Linked DNA regions of Mus musculus: region 2 is linked to region 1. The links are chromatin loops, found by intact Hi-C in ENCODE. Cell type or tissue: gastrocnemius. All regions are shown on one strand. Links, peaks and the distances in the headings refer to the core of each region. The heading gives the core; the rest is flanking DNA. Region 1 holds the start of Lamtor5 (late endosomal/lysosomal adaptor, MAPK and MTOR activator 5). Region 2 holds the start of Rbm15 (RNA binding motif protein 15).

Region 1 (10,409 bases), core at 1,320-9,319:
TGTAACCCCACAGATAGGGTCTCTGGAACCCACCTTGGGCTCACAAGAGTCATGTCATTGGGTAGAGTGACACATAGCCAAGGCAAAGATAAGCCTGCTTTAGCTAAGGGCCTCACTGCACAGGCCTGCCCTGGAAATACATTTAATACAGGTAATTTCTTTTCCATTTATTTTCAAGAATTCATTTCACTTAGCCAATTCTAAATCAATAAATCTTAACATTAAGTCTGATTTGATGCGTGATGCAGACAGTCTAATTAAGGCCAGGGTATTTTATCAGCTCCTCTAAGCTGTCTTTTCTCTGTTCTGTAATTTTTTTTTAGGCTGGTGTTGATCATCTTTTTATTCATAAGGGCTTCATTCCCATTTGTCATGGTTGCATTAACTGGGCATCTAATAAAGGCTTGGATATAGAAGTCTGTATCTCATTTATCCTTGGGAGCAAAATTAATAAAGCAAAGGAAAAATTGCTTCCTGTTCCAAAATGTTTTTAGCCCACCTTGACTCATCGAAAATATATTTCACTGTGTCTTCTAGACTCAGGACTCAGCTCAGCTTTGGGACACAGTGACTAACTTTATCCTTCACTTACTGACAGCCCCATCCCTATGTCCTTGCCTACTCCATGGCTGGAGAAGCTTGGATAAGAGTGGCCATCAGCTTATCTTCCCACCCATTTGCTCACTACATGTTTCTTTAGGACCTTCTAAGGCTGAGGCTCTGATATAAAATAGGTTCAAAGAGGTGAAGGTGTGGCTCATTGGTAAAACCTTGAAAGCATGAACACCTGAATTCAACCCCCAGATGTGTATAAAAATGCCGGGCAAGGTAGTATACGCTTGCAATGAGCAACAGAGACAGAGAGATTCCTGGGATTGCTGGCCAGGTAGTCTAGCCTCTTTGGTTAATTATAAGACAATGAGAGATGCTGTCTCAAAGTATGTAGGCAGTTCCTGAGCATGATAGTACACACACACACACACACCCACACACACACACACACACACACACACTCACACACCAACACATAAGACATAAGTACATGGCACATATGTCTATAAAAGCTTTAAAGGAAGATCCAAAGCCCAAGTTAAATAGGTTGGCCAAGGTCCAATGGAAGAAAACTATCTTAGCCACAGAACAATACTGGGAGCAAGCTGGAAAGCTCATCTGTTCTCTTTTTGCCTCTGGGAGGGTAATCGTTCCAACTAGTACTTCTGTTAACAAAGAGTCACCAAGTATCTATGATCCTGCTTGACTTGTGGGCTTTCTGGATTCATGAAGGCCCTCATTCCCCAGGGATACCATTATAATGAATCACCAATTGAGTGGTTTACCCTCAAGTCTGGAGAATAGAAGCCCCAAATCAAAGTTTTGGCAGAATAGTTTCCTTCTGAGGACTGTGAGGAAGAAATATGTTCGAGGCTTCTCTCCTTGGCCTATAGACAGATGTTTGCAGCTGGAGCCTGCCTTTCCCCTGTGCATGTCTTGTTATATAAGGATGTCAATTACATAAGGTTAATGCCCACACTAATGTCTTCTTCATTTTAACTTGATTGCCATCTATAAAGGCCCTGTCTGCAAACATGCCCACAATCTAAGGCACTTGATTTTGGATCCTCACATGCGAATATGGGGGGAGATTAACATTTAACTTAAAACAGTGACTCCCTCTGAAGCAGATTTAACTACAGTTCAATAGCATCTGGCAGCATGCTAGAGATGCTTGGAATATCGAATTCCATGTCAAAAAGAGGTTTATGTTGTAAAGTAGACACCTCTCCTCTCTGGACCTCATATGTCATATCGAGAGTAAGAGGTGTGCACTGGGTCTCCACCACCTCTGCACCTGAATTCCAGGACCGTGTTCTAGGCAGAGTCGGGCAGTATACAGGGGAGAGTAACAATTAGACTCCACCACTTTCAAGCAGGACGATCTGGCCAAAGTTTTGTTTAGGTATAGACAAGATTATCTGTGTAGCCCTGGCTGGCTTGGAACTCTCTGTGTAGAACTGACTAGCTTGTCAAACTTGTGGCCTCTGCCTCCAGTGTTCTGGAACTACAGTTGTATGAGACTGTACCCAGCGTTGTTTTCTGAGCTTTGCATTTTTAACTGTAACCAAAAGATAGTAATATTAGCTACTACAAAAAGGGGGGGGAGGGGAATGTGGTGATTAAGGGTGTGTCCCTGGTCACATAGTTATCAGCTCCTACACACTAACCGCTAATGCCACTAATACTATGAACAAGAGCCAAGTTTATACCTGGTCTCAAGTCTCAGTGCTGTCCACCTCTGACCTCCGATCCCTGACACCCACTAGAGCCCACCCACCTCTGACCCCTGACCCCTGGCACCCACTAGAGACCACCCACCTCTGGCCCCCAACCCCTGGCACCCACTAGAGCCCGCCCACCTCTGACCCCCGACCCCTGGCACCCACTAGAGCCCGCCCACCTCTGACCCCCGACCCCTGGCACCCACTAGAGCCCTATGCTGCAGCTTAGAATGAGATGCTTGAGCTGCCAAAACTTTGGCATTCCCCGTGACACACCTTCCCTGTCTCCACCTTACCTACCTCCTGCCCGCTCTACTTGACTTTTGACTTTTTCTTCTTAGAGTCAGGGCTAGAGCTTCAGGTGATTTTTTTTCTCATTGTACTTTATAATTTTACATAGAATATGTAGAAAATCTAATAATAACATCAATATAACTATGGCATTTGGCACAGCTTTATAGGGAAGCTATGTAGATTCAGCTTCTCCTGTGGATATGAGACTGATATCTGCAGCAATCTCTTGGATATGAGACTGATATCTGCAGCAATCTCTTGGATATGAGACTGATATCTGCAGCAATCTCTTGGATATGAGACTGATATCTGCAGCAATCTCTTGGATATGAGACTGATGGCTGCAGCAATCTCTTGGATATGAGACTGATATCTGCAGCAATCTCTTGGATATGAGACAGATGGCTGCAGCAATCTCTTGGATATGAGACTGATATCTGCAGCAATCTCTTGGATATGAGACTGATGGCTGCAGCAATCTCTTGGATATGAGACTGATATCTGCAGCAATCTCTTGGATATGAGACTGATGGCTGCAGCAATCTCTTGGATATGAGACTGATGGCTGCAGCAATCTCTTGGCACTGTGATTTTCTCCTGTGCATCATCTGGATTATAATCAACCTAAGGAGACAAACAGATTTTCTTATTCAAATTGACTTTCATAACACACCAACCTCTCTTACACAAGGTAACCCATGCTATCCTCCCCACACCTGGATGAACCAGAATACAGTACCCCTATATCAAAGGCTCCCCAGACACTCAGAGATCCCATGGGAGGCTGGTGCCCTGGCTACCAGGATTCAAATGTATGCCTCTGACTCCAAGGACACCCGCATTTGATATTTAACACTCTCCACTCTCTAATAACTCAGCAGGCTTATACATCCTCCTTCCAGCCCTCACCCCCTACAAGTGAACACACACACACACACTCCTTAGGCCCTTCATTTTGCAGTTTTCTGTGGCCTTGGTGCCCCCTAGTGGCTCATTAGGGTTCATTGCACTGAAGGCTTGTGACTAAGCACTCGAGTTGTCCAGAGGCCAGTGTTGGTAGCCCTGGGATAACACATCTCTCAGTGCCCAGAGCTGGACCCACCATTAAAGATACCCCCCATCTTCTTTTTATTTTTTATTATTTTTGACAGGGTCTTTTTGTGTAGCTCGGGCCGTCTTCAAACTTACTAGGTAGTCCAGGTAGGCTCACATTCATAGAAAACCTGAGTGCTGGGATTACAGTGGTACACCACTATAGCCCACCAATACTGTACCTAAGTGAGTCTATCAGAGTCTATGCAGGAGTCAAGGCAAAGGAAACAGCACCAAGACAGCATGTAATATCTGGAGTTCTGGCCCGGTACCTCCTTCCACTCCTTAGTGGGATATGTGGACTTTCACATTCTCTGTTGCGCCTACCCGCAACTCTCCTTTCTCAGAGCTTGTTTGCAGGAAGGGGAGAAACAAAAGAAACTGAAGTTAAAGACTTCATAGTCTTTATATAAATCTCGCTCCACAAAGGATGCCATCTAAACTCTCCTCTAGAAAGGAGATCATGGGGGTGGGGGAAATAGGTTTAAAGGAAGGGCTAGAGGTATGTGATAGAAATAGGAGACTTAAGAAGAGACATTGGACTAGTGAGGGTAGAAGAGTATTGAGAGCAGGAGCAAAAAAATGGGGAGACAAGTTGGGAAGGAAGATCAAGCAAAGCAAAGTATTGTGACAATACCACAAGGAACCCCAATGCCCTTCGTTCAAACAGAGATGTTAATAAACAGTGTCCCCAGGAAGTGCGTAGCCTGCTGTGTTTTATAAAAAGATAGAGAGGGGAGGAATATGTTTGGTGGAGGTGTAGTCAGGTGTGGAGGAAGGGGGGTTCCTCTGCTGGCCCATGCTGAGGTATCCTTTCCCCCTGAGCCGCACAGCCACACAACAGACAGTATAGTATAGAACAGTTTATTCAGGGCATGGGGAGGGGAGTTGAGAGGTAGTAGAGACAAAGAAAAGCAGAGAGACAGAGTAGAAGAGAAGAGGCTAGAGCCATGACATGTGGTGGTGGTGGGGTGGATGGGGAGAGAGGGAGAAGGGGCAAGAGGACAGAGTGAGAGCAGGGAGGCAAGAGAACAAGAGGGAGGAGGGGGCAAGTAACCCCTTTTATAGTGAGTCAGGCATACCTGGCCATTGCCAGGTAACTGTGGGGCGGAGCTTAGACAAAATGCTAACACAGCCAGCTGTTTCTCCGTGGGCCTCACATGGGGAGATGGAGAAGGCATTCTATCCATTTCTGCTAAGTAAACACAGAAAAACTCCAACCCATCGAGTCCAATGCTCTGATATGGGTGCTTGGGATTTCCCGCCATCATTCCAGAACCAGCTCCCAGCATTCAAAACTGGAGGAGTCATCAAGGACCCTGAATGCTAAAGAAAGCAGAAAGCGTTGCAAAGCTGACATCCCCCAGAAGCACCACCCTAGTTCCCAGCACTTGGCTGCTTACATAGCTTTCCTTCCCCTCAACCCAGCTGTGCAGGACCAAAGGAAGCGAGACAGAGAGACAACAGCCTATCCCCGTCACTTCCCACACATCAAATCCTCCCTCTTCCTGATTTCTTCTCTTCCCCTGAAAGGCCTAGCTTAGACCTTAAGAAGCTGTAGGCATTCTGAAAATCTTTTAATCATTTTTCTGGCTTTGAGATTATTTGATATACCCTGGAGACCTATTTGACAATACAGGAGCCAATGTTCACTCAAGGGACTGAGTACTTGAAATGTGGTCGGTCTGAACTGCAATGTGACAAAGTGCAACTAGACTTCATATTTTAAGGACTTAAGATGGGAGAAAAATAATGTATTTTTTAAAAGTAATTATATATTGAAATAACTTCTTAGATACACAAAATCATGTTAAAATTAATTTCTTCTGTTTTCCTTATGTGGCTCCCAGGTTATTTAAAACTACAAAGGGGGTTCACATTATATCTGTTTGAATAGTAATGTGGAGGTTCAGAAAGGCAGAACTGGGCTAAGGGTAAAGCTCAGGCATAGAGTACTTACCTAGCCTGAGTAAAGTCCTAGGTAAGCCAGATGCTTGGCGCTTAACAGAACAAGACAGAATGGTCAAACCAAGCGGTCTCAATTCAGTAACATTTTTACCACTTGAGACCACAGGGAGGCAGAGCTGATACTGTTCCCTTAGGCATAGTGTTAGCTTTCTCTTAAGACAACTGGGGCAAACTTTACTTTGAATAGTATCTAATAGGTTTTTAAACACCTAGCCCAGCCTCCCAAGTACTGGGATCATCAGCATGCTCTCTGCTACGCAGCTCTAACGCTATCTTTTAAGGGTATCTCTAGAGTGCTGTTCTAAAATCTGAATAGCCCACATTGTGTTACCTGATAACTCAGGTAATTTCTCCAAAGCCCAAATTACACCCCATAAACTGGAATCCCAAGAAAGTTAGAATTCTAGAGCCAGGAGCTGGGGAGATGTCTTAGTCAGCATTCTTACCTTGCAAGCATGAAGACATGGGCTTGGTTTCCAGATCCCATGGATAACTGCCTGGGGCATGGTGGCACACATGTAATCCCAACATTGAAAAGGCTGAGATGGGTTGGGACAGGGAGATCCCTGGGGAAGCTGGCCAGTCAGGCTAGCCTAATCAAGCCCCAAACTATCGATAGACCCTGTCTCAAACAAAAGAGTTTAATGGCACCTGAGGAACAAGACAAGGCTGACCTCTGACCCCCAACTGCACATGCACATACGTGCATGAATATCTGCAAACACACTGAATCCAAGTATACACATGCATCAAGACACACATGAACATACATACAAACACACAATTCTGGAAGCATAGCCAAATATGGGGCTCATATTAGAGCATTAGAAGGCTGAGGCAGGAGAATCACATGTTAGAGATAACCCTGCACTGTAAAGTTAAAAAGTAATAATAATTCTGCGAGCTTCATTTTAACAATATGGTGAATGGTGAGCGGGTGGCTAAGCCTTGGCCTCTTCTATTATGGGCACCAGATCAAAAAACAGACTGAGTAAATGCCAGAGATCAGATTGCTAGAGGAAGCTAAGTGCAAGGCACGCTACACAGGAAGGGGTAGAGATGAGCCATGGACACACCCTTGTTTTCATAAACCCTTCTTCATGTAAATAATATATATACATATATATATTTTTCTTGAAAATGACCATAACTTTTGACCAAACAATTCTATTTCTAGTAATTAACCATGAAGAAAAAATTTAAATGCACAATATTGGGCTAAAGAATATTCAACCAGCACAGAACCTGGTACCACCAGGACAGAGGGTAGGGAGGGGACACAAGAGCAACTTAATTGGTCACTAATGAACAGTAAGTTCACTTTAGGTGTAGCTATGATAACAAAGTTGGTGTGTTTTGCAACTATTACAAACAAAGTAAATAAAAACTTACTGTCCTGAAAAGGTATTTATAATAAATTCTGTGAAGAATCCCTGCTACATAATTCAGAATTGTATATATAGTATGTATATTGATTTTGCTTTTAAAAAACATTTCTCTACAGAGTGAGTTCCAGGACAGCCAGGGCTACACAGAGAAACCCTGTCTCGAAAAACAAAAAAAAAAAAAAAACAAAAAACAAAAAACAAAAAAAATTCAAATAATACATTTGCAAAGATAGCCATATGGAAAAGATAGTCTCCAAAATATCCTTATCAAACTATCATCTCTTCACAGTAGGACTATGAGTGGTTAGTTTATTCTAAAGTTTTTAAACCCAGGCATGTTGGTGTAATCCCAGCACTTGGGAAGTAAAAGCAGAGAGATCAATACTTCAAGGCCAGCCTCGGACACACTGCAAATTTGAGGGCAATGAGGGGTATATGAGATACTGTCTCTAAAACAGAAAAGGGAATAAAAATTTTAAAGCTCAGTTATTTTAAAGTAATAATACACGGTCTTCACTAACACCTAAAACTTAAACCTAATTTCTTCCCCCTAAAACTTCCCATGACCTAGCTATTAGAAGTATCAATGCAAATTAAATATGGCACATGGCAGTAAATCACAGGACAAAGGTGGGAGAATTCGAGGCCAACCTACGAGAACAAAGAAGGTACCAATGTTAAGATTCTGACACTTTCCCAGCACGCAGTTTGGGGTTTCAACGTGTGCCATCTCTTCCTTTAGTCCCGTGTGTGCACCCCTCCCCATCGGCCCTGTGTGATAGGTTACTTCTCCTCCGATGTTGGTGAAATGAATCAATTTAAACCAGAGTAGATGATGTTAAAGGCAGGTTTATTGGGAAGCTGCCAGCCGGTGGGTGAGTTCACTGGCCCCAAGGACCAAGGCCAGCGAAGTTTCCTGGGAAAGGAAGGAAGAAAGAGAGAAGGGGGAATGTGTGCAGAGAGAGAAAAGGAGAAGGAGACCAAAATGTCTGGATTCTATAGAAAGGAGCCCTATAGAAAGGGAAGGGCAGCCCAGCCCCTGGGCTGGAAAGTTCAGGGTTGGGGGCAAGGTATGCCAGGTGGGAACTGAGGGATGCAGAACCTGGAGGCCAGTTCTGCTTTGATAGGTAAAGTATACACCTCAGCCTCTTGACCTAGGGTCAGAAACTGAGCACTGTCTTCTTAGCGATTGGCCTATTGCATAGATGAGACCATGCCAGACCTGCTGGTTACTTTAAAATTTAAACCAGGTCTACGTCTGGTTAGGACTGGAAATTGCTTGAACCAAATCCAAAGGTTAAAAATCACTAAGTCCAAGTGCTAGGTCAGGAAAAGGCCCTGAGGCCCGACTACAGATTGCTTTGAAGGCCCAGCACCCCCAATCGAAAGCCAGCCATCACTGGTCCTGTGGTAGTAGCTATGCCTTTTCGTAAAGAGCGCGGACGCGGCGCCGCGCTGAATTTCGTCCCTCTGGAGACGCCGTCCAGGCGCCCGCCTCGGTCAAGTCACGTGATCGAGGTTTGCGGTGAAGGAGGAAGTGTTTTGCTGCGGGGTCCTGGCCTGGGGCGGACAGCCTGCGGGATGGAGGCGACTTTGGAGCAGCATTTGGAGGACACGTGAGTAGTGCGTGCGGCCGGTCCTGGGCTCCGGACAGGGGAGCTGGAATGGGACAGCGGCATGGACCGCGAGTGTCTGCGGAAGCGTTTGGGGCACTCGGGGCGGCGAGCGGGTGACTTCTGCCTACGGCCGGGCCGCTCGTTACTGGGTAGTAAAGTTTCGTTAGGCGTGTTCGCAGAATCGAGTAGCTCTTGAGAAGTTTGGGAAACGGATTAAGTTTGGGGAAGGATGCCCCGGGTGTGCTAAATCGAGCCCCCGCAGTGCCAAAGCACTTTCACGCACATCTTCCCGCGTTTGTGGCCCGTCAGTTGCTCAGCGCTTGTGAAGTAAATATATCCGTAAAGTTTTTCAGCTATCTCTGTAAAATTTAAAATTGGGAGGTGTAAAGTGGCTTACAAGAAGACACCTCCTCCTTGAGCTTCTTAATCCCCTCCAGGAGCAATTCCCGTTACTGAGATTTAACAGTTGTCTTCAGGAGTTGCAGTCCTAGAGCATGCTTCTATACCAAGGACAGAGCCCTAAAGATAACTGCCTTGTTTGTGTCTTTGTGAAGCAGAGGTGCCTGAGAAAATGGTTTGGGTTTTGTTTTGTTTATTTAAACAACTCACAGTTTGTCCTCTGAAAGGGGGCGAAAAAATTTAAGGGCTGATTTGAAGTGCTTAATACTCGGTGCATAGAAAATCTGTTTTACTACAGTAATTTGAAATATTTTCTTCACATCATCTGGTTCATCTTTCTTGTGCTCCCAAAATTAGAATGAAGAATCCATCCATTGTTGGAGTCCTATGCACAGATTCACAAGGACTTAATCTGGGCTGTAAGTGTCTCCTACCAGCCTCCCTTTGAAGTTCTGAGAGCCTTAACTTACACTGCTACTATTTTCTAGCTTTTATTCCTGTTACCTTTAGGGCATAGAGACTATCTCCAAGTAAGAGTAGATGGTTGAAGCCTTTCAGTTGCATTTTAAAGGCAGAAATGTTCCTCCCAGTTCTACAACTGTTCCTACTAAAATGGTTTTGAATAAATTTTAAGTGGTCTAGAAAAGGGCTTTAGATAAGGACATCTTTACTGAATGCATTCCCTGTGCAGGCACAGTCAGGCTACACTATTTCCTTAATTGCCTCAATAACCCTGAAAATGGATGATGCTGGCTGCTAGTCCAGCCACTCTCAACAGTAAGTTATTGTCAGTAAAAATAGGGATTTCCTAGTTAGACACGTCTGACTTCAACCCCATTCTCCGATGCTGTCTGCTAGCAACATGAGTGCCGAACAGAAGGAGCCTCTTGGGGCTTCAGTTTCTTCATTGGGTTATTTTATTTCATACATACATTATGTGTGTGTTGTCTTAAGACATTTTTTTTTAAAAACTTATTCTACGTGGCCCTGGCTGTCCTGGAACAAACTTTGTAGACCATGCTGGCCTGTAACTCACAGAGATCTGCCTGCCTCTATCCCTTGAATGCTGGGAACAAAGGTGTGCATCACCATGCCCAGCCAGGCACTATTCTTAGTGTTTTCATTATAAAACGTACATAACCCCCCTTCCTGCCCCCCCCCCCCCACCAAAGCCCTTTATGGTCAAGAAATTTAGCAAGCTTAAAAGTACCTTGCCCAGGGTCAAACACCTAATGAATGGTTGAGATAGGATGTTTTTAAAGCTGGCTCCAAAGCTTAAAACACCCAGTACAGAACCAAGATGTGTTTGTGTGGTGTTCAATAAATTGTAGCAATTACAGATAAGGAACTAAGTCCAGAAAGGTAAATAGCTAAAG
Region 2 (10,409 bases), core at 1,332-9,331, 57 kb after region 1:
ATGCAGACATACATGCAGGCAAAACACCCATATGCATAAAATAAAATTTTAACAATTTTAAAAGAATATCCAATGTGGGATTCTGATGGCTAATAAGATTGGAAACATAGACTTTGCTGTCAATCAAATTCTGAAGGTTTAAGTGGCTAATTGACAAATATTATGAACCTGCACAAGCGTAGGCAACACAAATAAGATGGCACTTTGTTGGTAAGCACCAAACTAATTTACATAATACATACATTTGGGAATGGCATCAAGCCACTGTTTCAAAAATACTGAAGCACTAATTGATCAGATCTAATAAAATGTAGCAGTGTCAGATAAGGGTTCAAATAAACATGGAGCAAACCATCACAACACATTTGATTAACAGTAAAATTAGATTTCACAGACCATTCTCTAACAGCAAAATCATTTGCCCAACTATCTTATTAAAAAAAATACTAAAAAGTAATGGCTAGCGAAATTATTTAAACTGGAAAAATCTACCTAGATAACTAAAAACTGTACTTAAACTCCATGTACACAGACTACACTTGCATCAGTTTCTAAATAGATGTCTTATTTCAAGCCAAATGTTGCATTTTTGGAGGCAAAAGACACCCAGTCATAGTTGGAGGATTTCAGTATTTTACACCTTTGTGCTCAGAAACCTATACATTCTTTTTCTCAAAAAATTCCAAATTAAAATAAAAATCATAAATACATAGTGAAAAACAAAAAGTATGATGTAGTGATAAGGTTTTCATACTGACATGCTTTATATACAGTCCTAATGAAAAACTAAAATTATGTGACTTTTTCTGGGTTATTACTGATGCTATTTCAAACGAGCTTTGATAACAGAAAGAAAACAGTTGGGCTCTGCAAGGCTTTGAGTAAGTCACATTCACAGAATAGAAAAATGACCATGATCCAAAAACTCAAGTTCCTAATCGTAACTAAATATTGGGCCCTGTTGAAGTCCTCAGTACTTAAATTGAGGAAGAAAATCATATTTAATAATGGCCTTAGAAATCACAAGTGGTAGCAGAAGAGCACATAAAACAAAACAAAAAACCCATTATTATAAAATAACAAAAGCCCTTATTAAAAACCAGATGTCAAATCCTCAGCTCTTTATTTTTGTGGAGAGAGGACTTGGGGGACGGGGAGGGAACCTGTGCAGGTAAATTACAAATACATGAAAAAATCAAAATTAAAAAAAAAAAAGTTTTCTAACACTGAAATCTCAAACCTCTACATCCAGGCAACAGTCAAAAATATCAAACATTAAATTTCAAAGATATTCAAAACACTGTCACCAATGTAATGCCACTATTCTTGTTTAAACATAAACAAAAACAAAAAAAAAACCTGAAGGCATTTTCTTCAAATATACTGAGAGCATTTTACAATCACCGTTTAAAAACTTCTGTAATTCAGATGTCTGATTAATGTCTACTAGGGGAAATAAAAGGGTTACTTATAAGCCTGCAGGCAACTCTTACTGAAACCAGAAATTTCTTAAGTGGATACAGAAACCTTCATTTTTGGTTTTGAAGTATGCACAATAAAACTGTATTAGCTACACCTCTCAAGTCAGTAAGAACACTATCGTGCACCTAACTTACCAACAAATTCTCATTTTAAAAGCATTTACTCATTTCTTGCATACCAGTTTAAGATGTAAATGGTTTATAACACAAGCCTCAACTTTTACCCGTTACTGCTACAAACATGGGATACAAAACTCAAAAACTAATATGTTAAAGCAAACTTTCTGGGAATAAACTGTATATTTAAAGAAATACTCAAACACCTGATTAAAGTAATTGGACTTTGCAACACCTGATCAAATTTTTGTCACACAATGCTTCTAGTTTAAATTTTCTATGCACCAATCAAATCATTTTCAGTACAGAGTAAATATTATCAGAAGGTACTTTTCTCCAAATTATAATTTTAAAAATTGGGGGTTTTATCATTTTGAGGATTTAAAAAAAAAGAAACCCTCAAAATTGAAAAAGGAAAAAAAAAACCTAAAGAAAAATTATGAGGGTAAGAACTCCTAATTAAAGCAACCTATCTTCCCGCTACCTCAGGGCATCCCTTTCACTTAGTAACTAACTGCCCTAATATCTATTTTAAGGTTTACAAAAATATATATATATAAAAAAAAAATCAACTAAACTAATTGAAAGAAATTTTCATCTGATGCTATATCCCATTACACATCACAAAACAAGGAACCATGTCAAGTAGTAAATACAAGTTACACATGGACTTTAGGACGCACCACGGACAATGATCATGACCAGGTAATCTTCTTCAGATTTGGCCAGTGCCTTGGCAGGGGAATCCAGGAACTGCTGAGAGAACTCACAAGGTGGGAAGGCATGAAGAACCCCGGTGTTTTCCTTGTCTTTATTGCCTCCCACAGGGAGGCTGATCACCCCAGCTGCCTGCTTTTGCTTTAAATAGGACACAAGGTTCCTAAGTGGCCTCTGAGTAGAGGCGGCAGTGTCTGATGTGGCTGAGGAAGAGGAAGATCGGCTGTCAGAACTTCCAGGTACAGCCAGGAGAATGGCATAACCATTAGGCCCTGCCACTTTGATGCGTCGAGTTACTTCATCCAACTTGGGTTGGTCCAAACGGAGCCGCTGAGTGATCTTGAGTTGGGCCACTTTGCCTCCAGTTGAGCCCTCCACAAGTAGACTGCTAGCAACTTGGAGGTCACCCTGCAACAGATGCATGTTGGAAGGGAAGTTGCTGTTCTTCAGTAGAAGCATGCCCTGCCAAGCCAAACAGAGTTTGGGAGAGGATGCTGCCACAGGAGCTGTCCCTCCATCCTGTTTCTGGGAAGGTGGCTTCTGCTTTGATGAAGAAGTGCTGGCACTGGGTGCATTGCCATCAGATCGGTCTTCCTTTTTCAGAGGGTTTTTTCCCTCTGTGGGAGCAGCTGTCCGATGCTTCCTATCCCGTTCAGCTGATGCAGAGTTTTTACGGTCTCGCTTGTCGCTCTGGCTCTTCTCCAAACTGCCCCGTCTATCTCTGACTGGGGAAGACCTTTCCAAGAGGAGAAGACGAGATGATCGATCATTGTCACTGTTGTAGCGATCTCTGTTACTGCTCAGTTCTGGACTTCGGTCAGGAGAAGGAGTGCAGTGACGCTGTTTTCGAGGCCGTTCACTCTCAGGTGATCTATCAAGATGCCGTCCTCCACTTTCCTCAGGCAGCCTTCGCTTCCTTGGCTGGTCCCTGCTGCTGGGCAAGTCCCGATCACCTCTGTCCCTGTCCAGTGACCAGCCATCCCTCCTTCGATCCAAGCTATCTAGTGGCTCATAAGCAGTGACAGCACTAGTTGCAGCCCGAGCACTGCGTTCTCGAACCGGTGGTGGGGGTGGCACCCAGTCAGAATCAGTATAAAGGTCCCTATCACGATCTCTGTATAGTAAGGGTGGTGTCCTGTCCCGAGCACTCCTCAAAGGGTCAGGTGCTCTATGTCCAAAAGTATCCGTCACTAGTTCATAGTGGGTCAAGGGCAGAGGCTGAAGATATTGCTGCTGGTAACGATGTTCTGTGTCTGCAAAGTCTACCCTGAGGCGACGATCTGGGCCACCAAGTGGGAATCCACGCATATGGGTCCAGGCAGCATGAGCTGCATCCAAACTTTCATACTGTATATATGCCCAACTGTCACCTTTACGGTAGTCTATGGTTCGAATGGTGCCAAATCGGTCAAATTCTCGTGCCAGGGCAGCAAGAGGCACCCAGGGTCCCAGACCACCCACCCAAAGTCGGGTAGTGGGTGTGGCTTTACCATAACCAATCTTGATTGGATTCCGAATTATAATTTTGCCAGACATTGCAAGTTTGGCCCTGTGAGACATGTCTAGATTCTCAAATTTGAGAAAGCCATAGGTACTGGTCTGGCCTCGAGAAGGCCTCTTAATGTCCACTTCTGTGATGACTCCAAAACGATCAAAAGCCCTTCTGAGATCATTTTCCGTCACAGTGATATCTAAGTTGCCCAAGAAAAGTGTCCGGTTGGCACGCTGATCGTCCTCAGGTGATATCTCATCCACTTCTCGGAAAGGAGCCGCACCTGCTCCAGCTCCCACCCTCGGCTCCAGGCTGTAGGCCGGGCGCACCCGGTCATAGAACGGATAGTCTCGTTCTCTTTCCAGCTCTCGGGGCAATGGTGGCGGGGGTGGAGGAGGCAGGCGGCCCAGGGCCAACTGCTGCAACCGGTAGTCTCTGTATCCCAGAGCAGCACCTCCAGGGGAAAGCGACCTCTGACCTCCCCCTCCTCCAGGGGCGTGCCGGTGGCTACCGACTGAGGTCCCGACCACGCTGGATGACGGGGCGTAAGCATCTTTGTCTAACGGGGAGCGGCTGCGGCGCCGGCTCACGTACACGGCTTCTATCTTCAGAGGCCGGTCATAGAGCACCAGGCGGCCTCTGGCATGCTTGGCCGCCCTCGCGTCCTCTGGCCTCCGGAAGTTCACAAAGGCTACCCGCTCATCCCCGCTGCCAGAACCTGAGAGGTGACTGATTTTGACACTTACATCACCGAAGCGTTTGAACTCGTGAAACAGCCCGTCCTCCACCGCCTCGTCGCTCAGCTGGGACCCCAGCTCGCTGATCTTCAGGGTCTTGTACTCCACGCCGTCCCCGCCGCCGGGCGCGGAGGAGGCGGCCCCGGAGGAACGTGACTCCCCGCCTCCACCCCGGGAGCTGCTGCGCGACTCGCCCCCGCCTGAGGAATTTTTGGTGCTCGGGGAGCTGTAACTGTGCAAGCGGCTACTGGAGCTGCCCCCGCCGGTCTCGTACTCGCGGCTGCCGCCCCGGCTGCTGGACTTGTCCAGATGAAGGCTCCGCCGCGACCCGCCGCTGTCCGTCTTCCCGCTGCTGCTCCCATTGCTGCCGCCGGAGCCCCCTAACTTCTTGCTCCGCTCCCCACGAGAACTGGAGTCCTCACCGCCACGGGAGCGCTTGGGCTTGACCGGCGAGCGCTCCTTTCCTTTCATTGTTGAGGGTCGCCGGAGGTCGTCTCTGCGGAGCTGACTAACCCGCCACCCCGCGCTCGTTTCACACAGCGGACTCGCACGCCGCCATCTTGGACTCCGCCGCGGCAAAGGCTCCCGCCCCGCAGACCTCATTGGTCAATTAATTCACTCTTCAGCCTTCTCATTGGAAAAACTATTTGTCCGTCTTTACATCTCCCCGCGCTCCGGGAAGGCGCCCGCCCCGACGCTGTTATTGGGTTCCCAACGCCCTAATCCCAGTACCTCATTGGTTATATTCGTTGTCTATCTTAACGGTTCCTCGCGCCAGGCTGTAGCTCCGCCCCTCGCACTTCATGGTCACCTGACCCAAAGCCTAGAAGCGTTGATTGGACAAAAACTCTGCCCTGTAACGGTACTTCTAGCACGGCGAACGCAGCGATCCCACCTTCTCTTCCCTTTCATTGGTTTGTGGCCACGTCTTTTAAATCACTATCGGGAAGTCTGGACATCAGTTCAGGCGTTTTTTCCTGAGAATTTGGCTCTCTCCGATCTCGCGAGAGACAAAGAGCTCGCTCGCTCACTCGCTCACTCGCTCGCTCTCTTTCGACCCCAGTCTTCCAACTTCTCCGGCGGCTGAAGAAAGTTTAAATCTGATTGGATGTTGACGAGGAACATGATTGGATAAAAGCGCTGTCCATCACTCACTTAAAGGAGTAGGCCCATAAACTGAGGCGTCTGAAGGTGAAAGACTAAGACCACGCGCTTGCTGTGCGACGTCACTTTGCTGTCGCGAGATGGTGACAGTGAGTCAGGCCCGCCTCCCCGCGCTTTCGGCGTTCTCTTAAACATTTGTTAGGTCCTTACGGCGTACTTGCCTGTGCTTCGGTCCTTCGAGTCTGGAACTTGCGGGCTCCTCACTGTCCTGTCTGGGCGGGACAATGGGCTCGGTGGTCCTTCCGGCTGCTGGCCCTCACTCGATCCGCCTAGGCAGCTGTCCCGGACAGTCCAGCCGACACCATCTTAGTTAGCTGCCTGAAAAAGCCCCACCCCCGTGCGCGAGAAAACGCCTGCCCCGGTCTGTGCGGCCCGCTGGGGCGGTGAGTTCAGGGTTCACAGAGCCTCGGGTCACGCTGACGCCCTGGGCGGTACCGAGTCACTGCCCGCCCGCGGACACAGGGAACAGCGCCGCGGAGCCCTGGCCAGTCTCAGTGGCCGCCTTAGGGCCCGCAGTGTCCTGCAAGCCCACTTACTGGTCCGACCTGCAGGACCACTTGCAGATTTTTGCTTCCTGCTTTATGTTGTGAATCCCTGTAAGGTTTGCATTTATAAAAGATGTGTGAGACATAATATAGCTGTGCTTTGCTTTAATGTGTCACACTTCTCACTGTGCGGACACTACATTTATCTCGTTTCTAGGACTCCAGCACTCCGATTAATCCATAGTAGGACCCAGTAACATGGCCACCTTGCTCCCTCCTATATCCACTTCCTTTGACTCCTTTAACCGTGATTCCCGTCTAAACGCCTCCCGTCTCCCACCTCTGCGACCCCATGCACCTGAATCTCTTAAGCTTATGTAATACTGGTGATCATGAGATTAGATGCGTAGTCTATCCCACTAGCGTTTACCTCCTGGTGAGAGGAAATAGGCTTTTTGCAGTCTTCCCAAAAATGTACCTAGGAGAGATGAGAAAGATTTTGGTATTTACATCTTCTAAGACTGAGTAGAGAATGTGTTTTAAAACAGGACATTTTACAAGGTGATAAGAATGCCCTTCCCCAAAACTTGAATTCTAAATTTATAAGCTACTTGAAGATTAGATACAGCAACCTGATTAGCCCTATTTCAACCGTTTTGTTTTGTTGGTATATAACCCTGAAATTGGTGAACAGTTGGGCCAAACTCTCTTGGTCACAGCAAAAAGATTTGAAAGAAGCTCAATATGTAAGTTATAAACCGCAAAATACTATAAAGCATAGACATATTTGTATATTAAAAGTAGCTGTTATGTGGCTTTTGGAACACCTGTATCCCAGCTGCTCTTGCGGATAGGATCACAATTGCTTTCTTCATTAGCTAGAGTAACTTGGTAACTTGGTGAGATTCTGTCTTAAAACCACCCCTACACAAAAGTCTGGAGACATAGCTCAGGACCCTTGGACACCTATGTGAAGCTCTAGGTTCAATTCCTAGTACTGGGAAAAAAAATTCTTTTAAAGATTTATTTAGCAGTGCATGATGGTGTACCCCTTTAATCCTACCACTTGAAAGTCAGAAGCAGGCAGATCTCTGTAAATTCAAGACCAGAGTTGTCTATATAGTGAATACTAGGCCAGCCAAGACTGTATAACGAGACTTTGTCATAAAAATATTTATGTGAATGTCTGTATGTATGGTAGTGTTCTAATATCCAGAGAAGCCAGAGAGGGTGATAGAGCCCCTGAAGCTGGAGTTACAGGGTTGTGAGTCACCAATCTGGGCCCCTGGGAAACAAACTGTAGTCCTCTGTAAGAGCAGCAAGTACTCTTCAACGCCTGAGCCATCTCTCCAGGCCTGCAAAAATAATGTTTAAAAGATGTTTAAATAATGTTAACATAAAATGCCATCAGTCAGAGAAAAAATGTGTATAATAAACTACCAGTTGTGGTTTTAAAAATCGTGGATTACATATATATGCTTACACTTTTATTGAAATTGTTACAGAGATTGCTCTTAGGGGCAGGGATTAGCAAGAGAAATTTTCCTTGTAGGATTTTAGTTTAAAAATGTACAATAGTAGGGTATTTCCTGAAGACCACCTCATGTCCTGAACACAGAGTCTCAGCAATTATAAGATCATGTCCGTCTTATTTTTCTTTAAGTCTATAATCCTATTCACATTCTCCCCTGCTCCATTATTCTGTTCCAGGCATGCCTGATACATTTTTGCCTCAGATGTGGAATCTATCATTCCTACAAGAACATTCCTGTTCTCTTTAGTGGAAAATGATACTGAAAAATAAAAACTTGGATATTGGGAGATAAAGTAGTTGTACACACAATCTCTAAAAAAGCATAAAGAACTTTTCAGAGGTGTGTTCATCTATTTTAAGATTATATGAATACTAAAAAAACAGGAATTGAAGTTAAACCTTAACCTGATTACTCAGTGGAATAGTCAATCCAGAAAAACTTGGAGTGACTGTTTTCAGCCTAAATTGATTAACGCAGGTGATTCACTGATGCAGAGGCAAGATAAGGACCAGTCAGTGTAGTTTCTCAGACCTAATGGCAGGAGCTTGAGGGAAGCAAACTGAGAACTAGAAACTAGAACTGAGAAAAAAAAGAACTGAAGGAGATGGAAAAAGGACAAACAGCTTAGTGGCTTGTCCTTTGAGAGCATCGGGGAGCTTCAGAGAAGCTGCTTTTGCCACTTCAGACAGTGTGAGGAAGGCTTCCAAGGGAACTGGTGTGCTTCCTGGAGCCAAGAAGACTGATAAGTTTAATGCTAACAGTAAAGGCCATCACCTTTTGACAACAAGGGTCAAAAATAAGTTTGTTACATATGTTTGTCCATGACAACAAAATGAGGTCCTAAGCATTAAAAGTATAGTCATTTATATATTCTGCTTGTATTTGACTTCAAACAAATGCTCATTGAAATAGAAAGCAAGCATTGAGAAGACTTGCTGTGATTGATTTATTTTGATGTCATTTCCTTTGTGTTCTTTGAAGCACTAAGCTGTGTAAGTGAGGTTTTAGCAACTTGTATTTACACATGTTCCTTGAAGAGGGCTGAGAAAGGATAAAAATGACCCATGGTTTAAAGGGCAAAGACCTGAAACTCTTCTTTGGGTGTTGTCAATAAAATTGTTGAAAAGCAATCCAAGCTTTCCTCTTGTCTCCAAGTGATCAGTGGTCAGATCCAGGAGGGCAACTGTCCTCAGTGAGGAGAATCATAGTGTTTATGAAAGAAAAAGCAAAAGTATATGCACAACTTTAAAAATATCAGTATAATTTCAATGTTCTTTCCCTCTTTATTCTTCCTGGGTTTTATTGTGTATATATATCCTCACAATTATAGTTGCAATATGAATTTATTGTAGACATTGAGATCTGTTTAATTTCCTGGTATATGAAAACAAGCCTAAAACTCGAGACTGAACATTTTCCCCTTCCATAGTAGTAGATTAAAATTTTCTGTCTCATCTCCTGAAGTAAAATGAGTGGTCTCTTGGGAGCAAGGTTTGTTTTCTCAGATACCAAGAAAAGTACGTATTTTATCTATGAGCAATCAATCATGTTGGGATCTAGTTTGCATTATAAAGTGATGAACTTGTGGTTTGTGGAAAGTTTTAAAGACAGATTTTTATATGGCAGGCTGGGGCAGAAGGATGGTTAAAAATTTGAAGCTAAGCCAGGTGTGGTGGCGCACACCTTTAATCCCAGCACTTGGGAGGCAGAGGCAGGTGGATTTCTGAGTTCGAGGCCAGCCTGGTCTACAAAGTGAGTTCCAGGACAGCCAGGGCTATACAGAGAAACCCTGTCTCAAAAAAAAATTTTTTTTGAAGCTAGCCTAGGTTATATATTGAGTTCCACCTCAGGCTGGGCTACAGAGAAAAACCTTGTCTCAAAATATATATGTAATTGCTGGCATACAGCTTACCCATATAAGATCTAAACGTCAGGGAGTCTTAGTATACTTACAAAGCTTTGCATATATATTCTTTTACTATTGTTGTAAAAAAAACTGCTATAACTTTTTTATGATTAAACTCTATTGTAATTGTATTTTTATATATAAATACTTAATAAGGTAGTGATGAAGAGCATAAACCAGCCAATTTGGATTAATGCCAGCTATGCTGTGGGCCTCAGAGTTACTATCAATCCCTCTGGACTTTAGCTTTACTATCTATCAATTAGAGATTATTGAAAAATCTAAATGGAATCTTCTCACTGAAGTTAAATAGGTCAGAATATGTAAAGAGCTTATAAACAGTATTAGGCACATGGTAAGTGCTATATGAATATGTTGTGTGACACTTACTGGAAAGACATGAACAAATGTCTACTTACCTTGGATAGGGAACCAATTACAAAGCAAAGTACAGATACCACCCAAATCTAATTTGGTGAATCAGTGAGTTTTATTGGAATTCCTTACAAAAATATGGATGGAGAGTTAACCATAGGAAGAGAAATGACTCAAAGATAACTGATAAAAGCCCAGCCCAGTACACTACACAATAATTGGAGAATATTCTTTCCAGGTAGCTAGGTTAGCTTAAGCTTCTAGGCAGCTCAGCTGGTTTCTTCTTCCAGACATCTTGTTTTGGTTTCTATTATGAGTAGTGAAGTGATGAAGATAATCTTATTCTCTACAGTGGGCTGGGTAGATGAAGGATGGGGACTACATGGTGGAATTACTGGGT

The links. Hi-C counts contacts between places; a loop is a spot of excess contacts. Peaks named below come from ENCODE experiments on the same cell type or tissue, not always from the same donor. Only the 100,000 strongest peaks of a DNase experiment are listed, where the experiment ranks them.
Region 2: a loop joins it to region 1, with 2.6 times the contacts of the local background. A loop is called at or near these places in 10 of 42 quality-filtered maps.

Annotation. Positions count from the first base shown.
Region 1 is chr3:107,270,480-107,280,888 of GRCm38, forward strand. It overlaps Lamtor5 (late endosomal/lysosomal adaptor, MAPK and MTOR activator 5), which reads left to right and starts at 8,379. Exons shown (of 4, transcript NM_026774.2): 1 at 8,379-8,634; 2 at 9,391-9,452. The coding sequence starts at 8,438. In gastrocnemius, for the core only: a CTCF peak has its summit at 5,717; DNase peaks (open chromatin) are centred at 3,538, 7,915 and 8,502; H3K4me3 peaks cover 1,330 bases; H3K27ac peaks cover 1,186 bases.
Region 2 is chr3:107,327,934-107,338,342 of GRCm38, forward strand. It overlaps Rbm15 (RNA binding motif protein 15), which reads right to left and starts at 5,356. Exons shown (of 2, transcript NM_001045807.1): 1 at 2,282-5,356. The coding sequence starts at 5,147. In gastrocnemius, for the core only: a CTCF peak has its summit at 6,194; DNase peaks (open chromatin) are centred at 2,658, 3,053, 3,288, 3,664 and 5 more places; H3K4me3 peaks cover 5,199 bases; H3K27ac peaks cover 5,088 bases.